Linked DNA regions of Homo sapiens: region 1 is linked to region 2. A link is a loop called in an ENCODE intact Hi-C map of the cell type or tissue named here. Cell type or tissue: dorsolateral prefrontal cortex. All regions are shown on one strand. Each heading gives the region's core, and the rest is flanking DNA. Links, peaks and the distances in the headings are about the cores only.

What was found. Peaks named below come from ENCODE experiments on the same cell type or tissue, not always from the same donor. Only the 100,000 strongest peaks of a DNase experiment are listed, where the experiment ranks them.
Region 1: it touches region 2 in a loop (3-fold over the local background); 13 of 110 quality-filtered maps call a loop at or near these places.

The regions. Positions count from the first base shown.
Region 1 is chr11:40,290,426-40,299,807 of GRCh38, forward strand. All of the region lies in intron 4 of LRRC4C (leucine rich repeat containing 4C), which reads right to left. Among named protein-coding and RNA genes, the nearest start is that of LRRC4C, 1.2 Mb to the right of the region's middle. In dorsolateral prefrontal cortex, for the core only: a CTCF peak has its summit at 3,840 (motif pointing left); DNase peaks (open chromatin) are centred at 1,502, 3,020, 3,406, 3,836 and 2 weaker places; H3K4me3 peaks cover 3,337 bases; H3K27ac peaks cover 3,374 bases.
Region 2 is chr11:41,197,311-41,206,692 of GRCh38, forward strand. The region is part of intron 1 of LRRC4C (leucine rich repeat containing 4C); the gene reads right to left. Among named protein-coding and RNA genes, the nearest start is that of LRRC4C, 260 kb to the right of the region's middle. In dorsolateral prefrontal cortex, for the core only: a CTCF peak has its summit at 4,060 (motif pointing left); a DNase peak (open chromatin) is centred at 4,051.

The DNA.
Region 1 (9,382 bases), core at 648-8,647, 910 kb before region 2:
AAACATGTGCCCAGAAAAATAAATTAGAGAAGTGCTCAGCTGTAGGCTAGTTTAGTTAAGGAGTAATGAAAAGGATAAGAATAGATGATGTGAGTGTAAGAACAGGCTCAGATGCTTTCAGCTGTGTGTTTCTGGTTTATATTATCACCTCTCTAATATAAATCTAACTCTACAGTTCTTTAATGACTCTCTGGGGACCACCACTCACAGGATTAAACACTAAGAAGGGACCCAGGAGAGTGCTGCCTTTCATCTCCTTTGGGATATGTCAGAGTTGTCGATCTTATTTTTTTTTAAATGGTATTCAAGCCAAGGTTACCTAAACTATGCTATAGAAAGGAAAAGAGGAAAGGAAGAGGGAGAGAGGGAGGAAGGGAAGAGAGAAAATGAATGTTGGAGTTTGTAACCCTGGAGGTCTAAACTGGCAGAAGTTTTATTTCAAGCTCTCAGGACCAATGTGCCTTCCTTTGACCCTTACTCATAAAACGGCATCCAAAATACAGGAGTAGCCAGGCTATGTATACCTGTCCAGTTTGGATCCCAAACTGACTTTTGCCTGGCGTTCTGAGGCTTGTGTGAGTCACCTGTCTCATGCTGTTTGGCCATTAATGAAAGAGTTATAGCTTCTCTAGGCCTCAGTTTCCTTTTTTTATTGACTTGAGATCTCTGGAGAGTCTTCTGGCTCGAAAGTTATATGAGTCTATGATTCTGATAGAAGGCCCCAGAGAGGAATAGCGAAGGGGGAAGGGGAAAAGTTCTGTAAAAAAGGCCAGCTCCATGACTTTGGCAGCTATAGGGGAGGAGGGAAGGTGATCCTACAGGCGCTCAGACTTTCTAAGCATTTTCCACCTTCTGCTTTATTTTTTATATTGGCCTCTTTTTCCAAGACAAAGCTGGCACATGAGAAGTATTAGTGCTCAACACAACCTCTTCTTCAGCTGCTTTTTCTAAGTTACCACAGGACACTAGATTTCTTTCTTTTTCTGAGGAGCTGTGAACTGGTGATGTTGGAAAGGTTTCTGGCAAAACCCAAGCCACTGCTCTACAGTCTATACACAGCCTCTCTGTAATCCAAAGAAGTCCTCAGTTAGAAGGGGGTGGAGTTGGAGAGAAGTAGGTCCTCCTTGTTTCATTTTTAGCACTGGTGTGAACCCGGGTAATCTGAAGACCACATCTGGGCATATGTATGCAAGAGTGATTGTGGAAAGTACAGCCACTTCTCTCCACCAGCTTCCTTGCCCAAAAACCCACCCTTTCTCCCTCCACCCACGCACCAGCCAGAAGCCACCCTTCATCGCCTTGGTTTATTGTCATATTTTTGTGTTAATACATTCTGTTGATCTGCAATGTCAGGTTGGATAATGAAATTTAAATTGAGTCCCTTCGATTTCCAATAGCGAAACATTTGTGCATCTAACTCCGGGGCTGACAAACAACTTAAATGCATTCTGGAGTGTCAGTCACACAGCACTGGCACCCGACACTGCAGCGGCTTTCTTGGGGAGCTTTTTTTTTTTTTCCTGGTGAACATTTGCAAAGGCGTCTGCCCAGGATGCAGTCAACCTGCATCCTTATAGCAAACTGGCTTATCAGAGAGCAGAGACTGATGAAGCAAATGCGTGGGCCACCCATTCCCTTATTTTCTGGCCCCCAATAGCCAGTTCTTTAAAAAAAAACACCAAAGGGGGAGAGAGGATAAAGAGACCAAGAACACCAAATTAACTGACATTTTCTTCACCAATAAATAAGAAAATAAGGGTCACTCACTGTATTTCAGACTGATCACAGCAACATCCAGATGGAAATCCAGGTGGTTAAGAACAAGAGAAAACGCATGATCTTGATACCAAAAGGAATAAAAATTAAAAAAAAAGGAGGTTGATGAAGAAAAATCCAACTGCAATTATCCGTCAATTTTAGTCAACATAGGCACAAATCCAACTGTGCTCTGCTGGTTTCTCTCCCCCAATCAATGCCTCAATCTGCCGCGGTCAACTTTTCTTCTCTGAAATTTCTTTGCAGATGTATTATTAATTTCCTCTCCTCTTGTGGGAAATTCAAAAAGAAAAGAAAACACCACCACACCAGTTCTTTACTTTACTAAAAAAGCCCCAAACTTTTCATTCCAAAAATATCTCCTTGGCTCACTTTCTCCTTTATAGAGAAAAATGAACATACTTTTTTCTTTGTGAATCCTCGGTTCTTCATTTCCAATCATCCTTTTTTTTGGGGGGGGGGAGGGGAACAGCTGCTTTAAGATTATTTATTTATGTCAGAACACACCAACCCCCGCGGGTCTAACTCTGGTTTATTTCATTCTTGAATGCTCCCTGTGTGCACATATACACATTTGTGTTAAGATCCAGGGCTCACAAGAAAAAGCTTCGTTCTTCCTTCTCTCTTGCACAATCAGTTTATCCATTGCGTTCGGTTCCAGGAGAAAGCTGCGTCCTGCATCCTTCATTTTTGCAAGGCACCCAACAGCCACCACCACCAAAAAAAAAAGTCTCCTTTTACATGGTCAATTCCTCTCCCCAGCCTCCCCTTCGAAGAATTTGGGGAGCAACTTCCCCCCCACTCTCCATCCTTCCGGCCGGCCCCTTCGCCAAAGATCTGATTAGATTTCTCATCACAACCCAGTGCGCAATTGAATTTTTGATTTCAGCCACCCGGCCAGCCACCTTCCCCTCTCCCCTCCAAACTCCGGTTATATCCTGTCTCCTTCCCTCCACCGCCTCTGCAATTTCATAATCTCACGTTAAATGGAGTGCGGGGGGCGGGGGCGGGGGCGGGGGCGGAGGTAGTGGAGGAAAATTTCAAGGCTCCGTCAGCTGTCAAGAAGAAACCCATTCCTCCCCCCGCTACTTTTTTTTTTTCTTTTTAAGGCTCGGGGTGCCTTTCCTTCCTCTGTCCCCGCCCCCACCCCCAGCACCCGGTCCAGATCCTCCAGGTGTTGCAGAACTCCGCGGTCGGGGCCGGGATCACGGGGGAGACGCAGGATGCGGTCCCTCGCCGGTGGCCCCTGCCAGCCCCCGGGTCCCCTTCTCCTCCATCAGCCGGTAGTGGCTCCGGGAGCGCCGAGGTGATGGAAGTTGAGACTGGGGCTTTTATTTCAAATGGGGAGGGCGAAGTGAGGGGACAGACAGGGTGGTAGGCAAATTAAAAAAAACACACACGAAAAAAGAAAGAAAAAAAGAAAAAGAAGAAAAAAAGAAAAAGGAAGAAAACGGGTAAAAAAAAAATTCCCTAATCGCTGGCTCTTCTCATCCTTCTCAAATGCAACTGCAGCTTTGATCTCATTTCCAGCTGCGTTGGGTACATTTTGGAGCCACAAGTTGGTTCCCGTTGGCGCAGACCTTCCCGATGTCTGCTAGTCCTCTGCGAGGAGACGCGTTCTCGGGAGCGCAGCTGCTCCGCGCCGCCCTTAGCGCCATCGCCCTGGCTCACGGCTCCCTGCGCGGCAGAAACCCCAGTCCCCTTCCATCCACTTCGGTTTGAACTCTCTTCCTCCCCCTCCCTCTGCTCTCTCCCCTCTTTTTCTCCCAAATAAATGCTCTCCCAGCACCGGCGGCAGCTCTTGCCAGCCCAGGCTTTCTCTCGACCAATGCCACGTCCTGACGCTTAGGGTCCTAGCTTCCAAAAGCTCCTTTCGGACTGCAGTCGCCTTCCCTCCTCTGCCCCTCTTTCTTTCCCCTTTTCCTTTCCCTTTCTCTGCTTGTGATCAGTAAAATACAATTACCCAATTACCTCCCATCATCTTAGCACTGATTGGTCAATTGCATTAACACTTGAAGTCAGGGAAGAGGGGATTGGAGCTTCAGAGATGTGGCTCTGCTGCCACCTGGAGGGCAGAGCCAGAACAGCTGAGTCTAAAAGCAACCCCCACGCTGGGAGGTTCAGGCTGTGTGGGAGAAGTCAGTTTTTTCAAAAAGCTTGCCTGTTTTCATCCAGAAATCCAGGAGTTTTGAGCTACAAAGAGGAAGACATTAAAATCAAATCACCACTAAGATTCAAAATTATCACCAAACACACAAAGCTGTTGCTTTCAGGTTGCAGGTTAAGAGCCTCTCCCAGTCAAGCACACTGGTCCCAAGCTGAGGATTAACACAGTACTATTGCTTAGCCGGGCGCGGTGTCTCACGCCTGTAATCCCAGCCCTTTGGGAGGCCAAGGTGGGCGGATCATGAGGTCAGGAGATCGAGACCAACCTGCCCAACATTGTGAAACCCCGTCCCTACTAAAAATACAAAAATTAGCCGGGAGCGATGGCGCGCGTCTGTAATCCCAGCTACTCGGGAGACTGAGGCAGGATAATTGCTTGAACCCGGGAGACGGAGGTTGCAGTGAGCCGAGATTGGGCCATTGCACTCCAGCCTGGGAGACAAGAGCAAGACTCCGTCTCAAATAAATAATAAAAATAAATAAATAAAAAAAAAGAATAGGCTCATCAGAAAGAATCCAGAGTAGCTTAAAAGCTACTCGGGAGGGAGGCTGCGGTCGAGCAGGATAATCTTACCAGGAGGAAGCAACTGTAAAGGCGAGATAGTAGCCTTCAGCCTATGCAGTGTTGCAGTAAATTGGCCTGTTCAGTTTGTACAAGACATCCAGGACAGCTTGACAACTCAATTCCAACATCCCCTGCTCCAGGATGTGGACTTTTCCATTAACTCGTGTTAGAGAAATAGTTGGCACATTTCAAATTCACTGGGTCTCCTTAGAGGGACTGGGCCAACAAAATAATGCTATTAATATTATGTTTACATTGGTTTCTTTCTCCAATGTATAATTTTCATAAGGCCCTTTCAGTTAATCTATGGGCATTCACTTTATGTCATTTATGTATGTAACCTTGAGATAGGAATCAATAAAATTAGGAATGATAATTTAAACAGTACTATATATATATATATGGAATAGATTAAATAAATGTTCCTCTGTTTTGTATGCCCTAAGTGATGATCTTTGCACTGATTTTCTTTATTTTTGAGAGAACAGAATATGTACTTGGTTTAAAAACAGTTTTAAAGAAAGTGAGTAAATCATAACGGAAGGTAGCATCAAACAGAAAGGAGAAAAGATTTATTAAGAGAACATCAGAGACATATCTAAGTTTATACAAAATGCTATTTTTTTCCTCTTCTGTTCCCATTATACTCCACGGTATTTCCTTGTTTGAGTTAAAAAAATTTCATCTGTAATGTTCTTTGCATACTGAGAGCATGCTGTAACGTGCATCTCAGATGTCAGTACATGCAAGAGGAAAGACTTTTCCTTACACATGGATTGTGATTTATTGTAATTTCCCCATCTTTTTGGAGAGCTTTGATGTTATGAATTACATGAAAATGTGAATTTCTCGAGGGTTAATGGCATTGCTTCTATTTTTAAGTGAATGCTGTATTGATTGATTCAAAACACTAGTGGGCAGTTGACTTTAATTTGTGTTTTGAAGCTCTTACCCTTATATGCTAATTATAGTTTATCCACTAATAAACGATTAAAAAGTACATTCACTAGCTGCACTAGATAGCTTCAAAGGAGTCTATCCTCTGATTCTGAAGTAAGCTAGAAGCCATTTGAAATGAAAATTTTCTTTTTAGGGATTTTGACAGCAAAGGAAGGCCAATGATTTGTTTTTTTCAGAGCTGATTATTAGCTCTCTACCAGACATCTTTAATACTATCAGAATGAATTAATCTATTAGGCAAAGCAGCAGGGACAGGTAAGTGCTATTTGGCCAAAATGGAAAAAGGAACAGCTTCTCTTTCCTGTTAACCTTCCCCTTCAGCAGCTACAGTATCTTTACCCACATCATTGACTCATTCACACTATATGACCTTGAATTCGTCACATGGCTTTCATTTTTAGATTTAGATTGAACCAGTCATTATTGAGCATCCATATGGCATGGTTTTTTGTTACACTTTTCTCATATATATCACCTTATTTAGTACTCAAAACAACACCCTGAGAGATTTTGAAGATGGAAAAAATGAAGCTTAAAATCACAAACTTGGTAAATGACACAGCCAAAATTTGAACCCAGATCTACTCAATGCCAGTTCTTCCAGTTTTGCGATAACATTAAGGTTTTGGTAACATGGGGAACAGCTGTATATCAATTATCAGCATGCAGGCTGTCATTTTCTGCCCTGAATGCCAGGCATGAATTTGTAACCCTTTCAGAGGATGGCAATACCACATTTGTCACTGAATGACCTCACCCAAAAAGAATTGGAATAAGTAGTAAACAAGCTAACTGTCATGAAAGTACACATGCAAACCAAATTGTTGCTGAAAAAAAACATAATTATAGATATTTATGCAGTAGAGGTTGCCAGGTACTATTAACAATGACAGAGTATGTGTTCAAGTAAAAATTTCTATAAAAGCTCTTTCAGAAGAAATAATATTACACCACCACCCTTCCCATTAGCCCATCTAGTTACCAAAAGCATGGAGAGGACAAAATGCTTATTGAAATGACATGACTTGGGAGAAGAGGAGGCACAGTGCTAGCATGCTAGATTTGTTCTACGGACATGCAGATTTCTACTTTTGTTCTTCTCTGATTTGTAGATGTGAGACATTAAACAAAACTGTTATCTTATTTCACTGTATGTTCGTGACTATAGCTGGTGTAATCATTAGCAAACAGCAGGGGACAGCATCTTGTAATCAGAAATACAAAATAGCAAATAGAACAAATTCAGTAACTTTGCTTAAAAATAAAAAAGTGAATGTGTCTATTGTGTTTATTAATTGGATTTAACAAGCTGTAGGCAACTCTATTGAAGCACAATACATACTTAAAGTTTGTGTCTTTATGCTGTGTTATAAATCCTGGAAATAAATATTCTCTTTTCACTTCCAATAGTATTACATAGGGACCAGAATATCCTCCGGGATAATCGTATCAAGCTTGCCTGTATAGTCACACGTAATGACATGTGAATTAATTTCATTAAAACAACTTATTTTTTCAAAACTACTTTGAATTTAAAATTCAATACTCAGCAGGAGTTTACTAAACATGTTACATTAGATAATATTCTATAGATATTGTATTTTGGAACTAGATGATATCCTAATAATCCTCTATTCTTTATTTCTTGAAATATAGATAAAAGGTCCTAAAGTCCTAAATACTGATGTGCAAATTTCTGCTTTTTTTTCAAGGTCCCCCGCCGACCCATGATGGCTACTCCTCCACTCAGCCCTCATCCCATATAGTCTTATTTTTTGTTCTCTCATACTTTTTAACATTTGTTTTAATAACTAGCATTTAATGAAAGCTTGCGAGTGCCAAGCCTGTCTCTATGTATGTTACAGATTTCAACTCATGTAATCCTTCCAACAATCTTATGAAGTAGGTGCCATTGATGAAATTGGACTTGAGGTTAAATAAGGGAACCTAGCTAGGAAGTGATAGAGGCAAGATTGTAACTCAGGTTATTTCATCTCAGAGGTTGTGGTTATAATACATATTTCCTACTATTACTTATTGTGATGGATAGAAATGATTTGCTCATGTCTATGTCCCCCCCAACCTCCAAACCATAATTGATTTCACAAGAGCATTGTCTGTATTTCTAATGCTTTGTACACCGTTGAGTGAATAAACGTCTAAGATAATGCTCTTAGGAAATGGAAAGACCTACATTTTTTGGTCTCTTACCGACTATTCTTTTCACTGTGGTGCACAAAATTGTAAAAAGATGAGATACTTGTCATAATTATTAAAATAGAAAAGCTAAGAGAAGATGCCACCAAATAAGATGATTTCAGCAATGAAGTATAACTTTTGAATCAGTTAGCAATGAGTGCATAATAAACCATTTGAAATCTTAATAGCTGAAAACAACAATCATTTATTATTTCTCATGACTCTAAAGGCTGGTCAGAAATTGGTTAAGTGGCTCTTTTTGATCTTTTTGATCTAGTGGCTGAGTTAACTGCTTGCTGATCTAGAATGGTCTCAGCTATAGTCACTGGTGCAACTGGGCTCCACCCCACATGCATCTCTCTCTCTCTTCTTCAGCTTGGACCAAGCATATTTCTTGGCAATGGCAGAAATCCAATAGAGCAAGCAGAAGATCATGAGTACCTTTTCAGGCTTCTGTGTGAATAGTATCAGCTAACTTCCCACTGGCCAAAGAAAATCACTTAGTTGAGCCCATTGTCAGGGAATAGGGCAGGTCATTCCACCTTCAAGGGGAAGTGTATTAGTCTGTTTTCACATTGCTATAAAGATATACCCAAGACAGGCTAATTTATAAAGAAAATAGGTTTAATTGACTCACAGTTCCACATGGCTGGGGAGGCCTCAGGAAACTTACAATTATGGCAGAAGGGGAAGAAGCATGTCTTACATGGTGGCAGGTGGCAGAAAGCTAGCAAGAGCAGGGAAAACTGTCTTACAAAATCAGCAGATCTCCTGAGAACTCATTCACTATTTTGAAAAGAGCATGGGGGGAAATGCTCCCATGATGCAATCACCTCCCATGAGGTCCCTCCCCCAACACATGGCAATTACAATTTGGATTACAATTCAAGATGAGATTTGGGTGGGGATGCAGAGCCAGACCATATCAGGAGGTTACTGCAAAGTTGTATAAAACGAAAGCAAGTGGAGAATCAGAGTGATCATTGCAATCAACTACAACTTCTCTCCCTTATGAATAACAAAGGTCCTTAGTGATTACTGGGGTTTGCTGGAAAGAAAATGTCCACATTAGTGACCATCTAATCAGTCACTTATTTAAACATATGCATAATGATCCTCAATTACGTGCCAAGCATTATGGAAGTCATCACTAACTCCTCTGTCACCTTTACTTTCCTGATAGCACCTGTTGATGCTGTCTCAGGAATGGCTCACAGATGTGTGCCAAAGAGAGTGTACCTATTTCTCTTTATTACTTTAGAGAGACCACTATCAGATTCCTGCGTGGACTCTGCCACTCACCTTTCTTGTTACCCATTCTAGCTCCTCTCTAGTACCAGCTAGCTTGTGAAAAAGGAAAGTAGATGAGAGAAAAGTTTAAATGAACAAACATTAAAAGGAAAATCTGTTCCATATGTACAATGACAAGATACCACAACATTGAACAAAACTATTTGTAATGCATAGGAAAAGATTCATAGTTTAAATACAAAAATAGTTCTTGAAATAGCTAGCATGAATGGGAAAAATATTTGAAGAGCCAATTAAATGAAGAACTAGTTATTTTAACATGTATTGGGACCTATGTTGCTTAACACAGTGCCTGGTCCTTTGACCTCTTAATAAATTTTGATTGACTAGATGAATGAACTGTCCACTTGGTTGGGGGAAGAATGTGGATAGATAGTAGCTATGCTAATTACAATCAATGGTGAG
Region 2 (9,382 bases), core at 901-8,900:
CATGTGATGGTGGATTCTGATGCCTATCCTGACATTGAGGAAGACAGGCTTATCATTTTATTGGGCTCTGCAACCTGGCTGGTACCATGCTAAAAAATAACTGTTGGGAAATAACAAGAAAGGAAAATCTATTTGCTTGTCCTACACATCACTGTGTCCTGTTCTCTAGAGGATTTGCAGGTGTGAAATTATTCCCCAGAGATACTCAAAAACATCAAACAGCACCTCTTTTAAAGGGAATCTGCAGAACCTTCTGAAATTCTTTACTAGCAAAATATAGAGATAGAGATTATTTTTTCTCCAGAGACAGATGGAATTTTTTTTCATTGACATTAGATACTTCCTTCTGCATTTTCCCTAATAGGTGATGAATTTTCAGATATTCATTATTCTCCTGGCCTCTTCCAAGTTACTTCTCTCAAGATTTATTCTCCTCAAACTCCTTAAAATAAGGAAATAACATTGTCATTTTGGGTCTTAGTTTGCATGGTAAGATAGGAAAAACAATGCCTACATCATGGAAAGGTGGTAATAGATTGCAAGCAAATGGCTCATCACAATGCCTGACATCTGGAAAATGCTCAGTAAATGAAAGCTGATATCAATAGCAATGAAATTCACCACTACCTCCTCGTCACTGCCATCACCCCTGTTGTTATCACCATCACCATCATTGTAAACTCAAGTTTATTCCATGATTTTTTCTAACTTAGAAACAGAAATATAAACCTTCTGTGAATAAAAAAAAGCTAAGTGGGATTTAAAATATTATTTTAAAGTATATTATTTACTTAGGAGTATCTATGACAAAAAATAAAGAACAAACAATTTTTGCTATGGATAAATCTATAGATTTTTGAACCATTAAAACCATACTATTATTCCATTGTATGCAATTCAGTGGCTGTCTGATCCCTAGCCATGAAATATATGCATTTCCTGTATATCACTCTAAGATTTTTTATGTTCCTATTTAAAAATGTATTATGGTGGAAACCTATATTACTATGAATAATTATAGCAGTTACCTAGATTAAAAACATAATTCTAGGTATAAATAAAATTATCTCCTTTTTTCAGAAAGTGAAAGTAAGAAAGTATTTAAGTATCTTTTATCAATATCAATATTTTCAGGATTCAGAAAATGTCAATAAACACAACTTTGACTGTAAAATGCAGCTTTTGCTTTGAGGAGGGATGTAAGCATTTGAGAATGTAATGACAAGTTGGAATCCAAACAAAAAGAGAACATGCACCCAGGTCCTCTGTCCAAATGAGCCCTTCTGACAAGAACAAGAAATATAGAGGGGAGAGGAAAAAAAAGTATGGAGGGAAATAGAAAAACACACACTCAATTTTGGTCTGTGGGAAAGACACTCCATTTTCACGGTGGCCCTCTTTAAGTTGCACTAGTTTCTGATATATTGGTAAGAAGTGTGATTTCTTTACAGCGGTAGAAGTCCCAGCGAAATAACCAGAAGACAAACATGTATTTCAATCTCACATAAGTATAAGGAGGAGAAGCAGGTCTCCTGGGAATGCTATATTTACTGAACAGTTAGTGAACTATGTATTGAGCAAAATTTAGAACTCAGCAGTCTCAACGGGTGTTTTATTTATTTTATCCACATAAGAAAATCTGTTCTAAAAGCGAAAGGTACTAGTTGCCTTCGTTTATTGAAGCATTAAGCCTTGATAAGTTCACTCAACAAATCAGTGTTTAATAACTATGGATTTTATGCCCTTGCATGGCATTGATTTTATAGCAGTGTAAAAGACAACTGTATCAGCTATCATATATACACTCTGTGAAAGTATACTAAATTCTCAAGGAAACAGTTTATACAGTAAGGCACTTAGTAATTTCCAAAACAGTAGTTCAAGGGGTGAGTATTCCTGAGTTTGTTCAATTCTTAAATCCTGTCTCCAAAGATCTAAGGTATTTTAATATTTTCAACATTCTCAGCTTTTGGTGATTTATTTTTAATAATCAGAAAATGTATAGCTCCAAGCATCCCATCCTCACACTACAATATTCAAAAACGGGGAGTGTCAGCCTTCCTGTGGGTCTGTCAGGGAAGAAAGAAAAAACTAACAGTTTTCTGTAATATGATTCCTCTTCCGGGCAGTCTTGCAAATTAATTGAATAGAGCATTTCTGAGCACTTCCATGTGCAATACTTTACCCAAGAATACAAAAATGTATAGGATTTTGTAGGCTATGGTAAAGAGTTTTAATTTTATTTCATATAGAGTGTAGACTTCTTAGATAGGTGTGTCAAACACCCACTTTGGCTGCGATATCTGCTAGAAATTTTCACTTAGAGCATTTAATTTCTTATATTTCCCAGTGAATGCATCTCCTCCCACCTACCTCCTCCATTGCTTATGAAACTCCAGCCATGCCAGCGTTTCTGTGATTGCTAGAAGACACCAAGGGAGTCCCAAATGTGGAAATTTTACACTAGCTGGACCTTCTTTCTGCAAAGTGTTTTCATAGATATTGTGGCTGACTCCTCAGAATTCTGATCTCAGCCACAAAGTCACCCCCTAAGTGATGGAGACTTTTCAGAAAGCCCAGATAAAATATATACATTCCTTACATCTTAACATCTTAAACATGAATAAGCCAACCTCTGTGACCTGCTCAAGATCATACAGCTCGTGAGCCTAAATCTCCTTGCTCATTTCATTGTCCTATGTACTTTTATGAGAGATTATGTAAAAAACCATGTTGTTTCTTGTGTGTCTCTGTTCCTTATTCCTGCTTGAGTCTCTTTGTAGTAATGTCACTTCTGAAATGAGTTAACTTATTTGTTCAATTCTTTGATGTATGCTTCACCAGTTACAATGCAATCTTCGTGGAGATTGGAATGATGTTGATCTGGGTCTTGTTTATTGTTGTATTTTTGTCCCCAAAACAATGGTGACAGCAGGTTCTAAATACTTTTTTGACAAAGGACTATATACATAAATTATTCTGAAATGGGTTTAAATCAGAAAATGCTGTGGAAGTAAAAAGGCATTATTTCTTTTAGTCTACCAAGGCTTTCTACAGGTGTTCAAATCCTAGCAACTTCTGTCTGCATTACTGCACCTGACTACAATTTTATCTGGTTCTGCATTTTTTTCTTATTATTTTGCTTTTAGAGGTTCAGGCAGAGACTTGTTCTTCTCCAGAAAATAGGAAGTTTCTTTGGCATCCTTTTTTTTTAAATTTTAATTTTTTCAGGTAATGTTAACCTACCTACTTCTGCAAAAACAGAGATAAAACTTGCTTTACCGATGATGGAGTAAGTAGCTATGTGAAAATATTTCTAGAATAGAGTACCCACCACTCCCTGAGCTTAAAACCACTGTGTTTTCTCTACCGTCATCGAGTTTATCTGTGCTGAACTGTTATTCTCTGTGGCCAAAATATGGCCCCCCCAAAAACTATTTTCTTTTAAAACAGTATTTTTGAAATTGGCAAATTGTGAAATGATTAACACTCAAATTTGAACCACTGTATTTGTCAATTTATTTGCTAAGTTATCTAAACAGACCCAGAGAGAAGAATGTTGTAGAACTCAGCTGGGAAGTCAGTCCACTGAAGTGGGGGTGAATAGATGTGAAGATGTGATGAAGAAAACCTAGTGGGAAATCTGGAATTTTCACATATGAAACTTGTATGCATTTTATATAGCAGGCACCAAATTATTTCTCAATTTGCATGTTAATTTCCAATGTTTTAAGATGGAGAAACTTAAATAGATTTTAAGAGATACAAGACTAAAAGAGACTTCTCCCTCCCTACAATGTGATCCTGTTGTCACACCTCCCCTATTTCAAAATCTACCTCCTGCTAGGCCTGTATGGTGGGTTGAAAAGTTTAAATGGTTGTAAATACCTGTAAAACAAAGGGAAAGACTCTGAAGATTTGACATGTGCAGTGTACGAGTCTCTATTTAAAGAAACTGAACAGTAGCTGAAATTAACCTAGAAGGTGCCTTTTCTTATTTGGAGACGTTTAGGGAGCTCGTGTTCCCAAAACCAATCCCAACGTGACACCTAGTGGCGGCTCTAGGTTTAACCCTTCAGGTTCTGATAGAAATACCCATTCTACAAGGTTTTCAAAACCCTTGGTCCTGGTAGCTCTAATTTCACTTCTGTGGGAGCAAAGCTCATTTATTTTATAGGAAAAATAAACTACTAGAACAGAGTCTTTAAAGAAAAGTGTTAAACCATAGTTTTGAAGATGTGGCCCAAGCTACCGTTTTTCCTGATGTGTGAATTGTCTCCTGAGAATCTGTGAGGAATCTTCCCCATCCCCACCAAATATCTGCCTGTTTACAAATTTAAAGATCTGAAGCCCTTTCTTTGGTATTCTAAATAATATTTTTGACACTTTAATAGGTGATAAACATCTCAGAAGATTTTACATAGATTTTCTTTTAAAGATTTTAGCATTGGCATTTTTTTGGAAAAATGTTATTCAAAAATATCTATACAAAAATGAGCCACATTGGTTATGTTTGCTTACATGCATTTTTAGGGGAGTTCTAAACTGGATTTCTGCAAGCACCCAGGATGCTTTTGGCTGCTCTACACACACACACATACACACACACAAACACACACACACACACACACACACAAGTCCAGCAAATGCAGTGTAGTTTTTAGGGAAAAGTGGAAAGTAAAGTTTAGTTTTGACCATCAGTCCTCCTAGGAGCCTCCTTGCCTCACTCGTAATGCCTCATTATTTTACTCCCTGCCCCACCTCCAGAACTTATTGATGTCCTCTTTGGAACACCGGCTCTTCCTTGACTGGACAATGTCCAGTTCTTTATTTTCTCTCTGATAAACTAGACAGCACTAGTAGGCTGATGGAAAGCCCCCAAATACTAAGTTTAGAGTAGAGATGGTCTTGTCCAAATGGGTTTCTGCTAACATTGACTCAACTTTTTCTGTTTGATGCACAGAGGAGGATTTCGGGAAATGATTTGGATTTCTCATCATCTCTGCATTATGTACCCACATAGAATCAATAGCAGCTCATCAATTTAAAAGGGGAGTTAATTCAGCTGCTCCATCCAAAGTTTAACCCCAAACCTGAAGCTCTTTTTGTATTAACTACATAAATATTCTCTTTTATTATCTGTCATTTATTGAGTATTCTCTATATATCAGACCTAGCACTAAATCACTTTACATACATTATCTTAGGAATCTTTACATGAGCCCTAAAATAAAGAAAACTCTTTTATTCTCATTTTAGTTAAAACACAAGTGAGGTTCAGTGATTTGCTAAATATCCTTCTGCTTGTAAATAACAGAGCCGACATTGCCGTGTTTTTTGGCTCTAATGCTTTTGGAATGAGCCTCTCTTCAAATATTAAGGATTTTGAAGTGCCAAGTTCATGCTATAAAGACAAAATTTCCCCAAACAACTATTTAACAATAAACTAGGTCTCTCAGAGACCCCTTTGAAAACCGATTTTTTTTTTTTTTTGAGACACAGTCTCGCTCTTTCACCCAGGCTAGAGTGCAGTGGCATGATCTCAGCTCTCTGCAACCTCCGCCTCCCGGGTCCAAGCGATTCTCCTGCCTCAACCTCCTGAGTAGCTGGGATTACAGGCATGTGCCACCATATCCAGCTAATTTTTGTATTTTTAGTAGAGACGGGGTTTCACCATGTTGGTCAGGCTGGTCTTGAACTCCTGACCTCAGGTGATCCACCCGCCTCAGCCTCCCAAGGTGCTGGGATAACAGGCGTGAGCCACTGTGCCCGGTCAAAAACTGATTTCTTTCTTCAGTTTCTTGGGCTGTGTTCATCATGGAAGGTCTTATTCCTTCAGTCCACATTTACTGTTTTATCTGTCATTCACCCTGTTTTCTTGAGGCTAGGAAATAGACACTTGGACAGACAAAATGGATGATTCAGTCTATTTAGATTTCATTCTAAGGTTCTGTTGAGGGCCCTATAACAGAAATCTAGACCATACTGAATATAAATCCTTTCATTTTCACAATCTCATCCAAGATGCTGAGGAGAAGGCAGTTGCTTTGGTAACAAGAATTCAAATACTGGACCGTTTTAAATGTAGAATTATAATTATAAGCCTGAAATTTTTCTTGGAAGTTAAGAGGAAGCAATTTTTTTCTAAAGCTATTGGTTTTAGATGACTAACATTTAAAATAAATTGCAAACTTTATTTTGATACATGCAAGAGTCCCTGCATCCCACATTCTAAGACCCAGAGTCTGTGGACTTAGCTACTGCCATTGAGAGAGATTATAGTGGTTAAATATAAAGGTTCTGAAGCCAGATTGTCTGATTACAATCTTAGCTCTACGAATTTGTGGGTTACCTTGAACACCACAACTGACCTCTCTGTGCCTCAGTTTTGTTTTGTTTTGTATCTGTGGAATGTGAGCATCTAATGACCTAATATATAGACAGTCTTTAGAATGGTTTGGAATAAAGTAAGCAATCAAAGTTTAATATCAGTGTTACTAGAGCAGAGAAGATATCTGTATATAAAACATTCACAGCCCAAAATGTCTGCCCTTTAAGACAGCCTATGGGAGCCTGTCTTCTGGAAAATCGCTGACAGGTGATGTTTATGAAAAGTAGAAGGTATTTCACCAGACACATCTTGTTTTTTCTTCTTTTTCTTTCTCTTTGTGAAACAGCCACATGCAATTGTCAGATCAGAATAAGACCTCATTTTTTTTTCTCCAGATTATAGATGGCAAAACTAAAATAGGTCCTCTTGAAATAATATTTTTGAGTGTCCAACTGGTGGAGACAGGAAAAGCAATTTGAGTAAGACAAGAGCCTTCAAGAACAGATTTGGAGACAGAGTATTATCCTGGCCTTCTAAAAATAGAAGAGCCATGATGTATACTGCAAGGAATTAAGATTATCCACACAAGCATTTTATTGTTCAGTGACAGAGGAAATAATGAAATATATAAGGCAGAGATGGCCCTGACAAATCTCAGCTTGGCACCAGCCTACTGAAACCAGCATAATCTGGACTGGGCACCATATCTTGCTTTGAACAGTTAACCTCTTGGGTGTGGTATGATTGTGGCAGAAGCAACTTTCTGCTAAAATCCTTACACAGTGAACAGTCACCAGCCAGCCCAGCACTTACCTAATGTACAAGCCCAGAGATTGTCAGTCAGGCAACATGACTTAGATAGAGACACTGCTTTTTTCCTATGGGAAAGAAACAGTTCTCAGGCTCATGGCTTTAAAAGACTAACTCTATATTTCTTCTGAAGAAGTCCACTCCTAGAGTCAGACTCTGGCTGTCAGTAGAACTTTTTCATTCTGTGCTTAATCTTTATTTATATTTCCTTTAATAATGCTAAAATATATTGAGCTCCTTATATGTTATCATTTTTTTCCTTTTTGCCTTTCTTTCTTTCTTTCTTCCAGTGATATTCATTGAGCATTTACTATGTGCCAGGCACTATGGAATATAATGATGTAAAATTTGGACAATATTGTACCTTCAAAATGTCAGTGAAGAGAAGCAATACACAAGTAACCAGATACATAAACAAGATGATTGTAAGGTTTGACATGTATTAAAGGGGTGAGATATGAGGCAGATCATCCTGGAGTGTTGCCCACTTTAGATGAGATAGTAAGAAGTGGTTTTTTTGAGGAGATGATTTTGAATAAAGACTTACAGTCTAAAAAGGATCACCAACCCTTTGGAGATCCCAGGTAAAAATGTTTGGTAATTGTAAATGTATACAAAATCCCTGAATATATCCAAAGGCCCTGAGGTGGGAAAGGGCTTGGGATGATCCAGGAACATAAAAAAAGTAAGTGTGACTGGAACAGAATGAACAAAGGAGTAGGGATTAGGGATAAGCTGGAGATTCAAACATGGATAGATCATACAGAGCTATATAAACTATGATGATGAGATTGATACTTATTTCAAAAATGATAGAAAACCAATGAACATATTAAGCAAGGCAATAGCATGAGTCAATTTATATTTTTCTCTGATTATTGCATGGAGAATGTGCTGTTAAATGGGTAAGAATGGAAACTGTAACACCAACTTGGGGGCTCCTGAAATCTTCAAGGCAGGAGACAGCAGTGGCTTGTAGAAGGTCATTGTACTGAACCATTATACCAGATAAACAAAGGAGATATCAGATTTTCCCCCTTTTAGAAATGAGTTAACAAAGGCTACCAGTGATTGTAGCTTCTAAATCACAGAGTCAATACCCTCAAACTTGGACAAACGTGGCTCAGAGATAAATTTGTTTGTTTGTTTTTCCCAGTAGACTCTCAGACTACTGCCTCTTCAGTGGGTTTGGCAAAAAGAAAAACAAACAAACAACAAACAAAAAAAACTTATAATAACCTTCAGGAATTCCTAACACTTAAGTGATGCTTGCTATGGACCCAGGAGTACTCCAAGGGTTTCCAGTACATTAGCAAACTTAACTTTCATAACAACTCTGTGAAGTAGATTCTATTATTATCCTCCTTTTACAGATGAGTAATCTGAGTCTTAGAGAAATTAAACTATTTAATAGTAAATGTCAAAGGCAGAATTTAAACCAAGCAAGTTAGCACTGGAAACACTAAACCATGCATTTTACTACTAAGCTTTTTAAGAAAAAAACTCCTTAGCTGGCCAGTGTTTCTACACTGAAGTAGTATACTATAGATATGTCAAGGAAAACCATCACCGTTAACCCCCTTCAACTTCCAATTGAGATAAGAATTTATATACAACATAGAAAAGCTTTTTATGACAATTTCATAAAAATGCTAAAGATTAGGTAGGGCTTCCCACACACTTCAGATGAGAACAAGGAAACATTTCTAAAAGAAAGTGAACAAAAGATTTATTTTTTTAACTACTCTCAAGTCTGAGAATCAACATTTCCACCAGGTTGGCTTTTTCTAATACAAATGTAAGAGGAGACAGATTGAAATGCCAAACTGAATTGCTCAGTGTTTTAGAAAAAGCTGTTTCTCACAGGCAGCCTCAACTCAAAACACATAGGATATCTTCTGAAAAATTTCAAAATGTTGGGTTGCGGAGTTCTAAAATTAATCAAAAAAGTCTAATATTCCAACACAAGAGTGACCTACAAAAAGCCTCCTTCATTTTCTGTTAGGGCTCTTGCAGCATCCTCTGAAAGCTCAAAAAAATCACCTTGAAGAGCTGTAACTTTGCTCACAGCTTTCCTCCTGTATCTACTGTGACCTTAACCACTTGCTTTAGAATTATTCTGCTATTTTCAAATGCCCTTTGAGTGCCCCAGGCCCTACCACTTTGACATGCAAAATTTAGCTAATGTAGGCTTTGCAAGGACACAGTTTTGAATCCCTTGCTCCAAAGCCTGAGGATCTT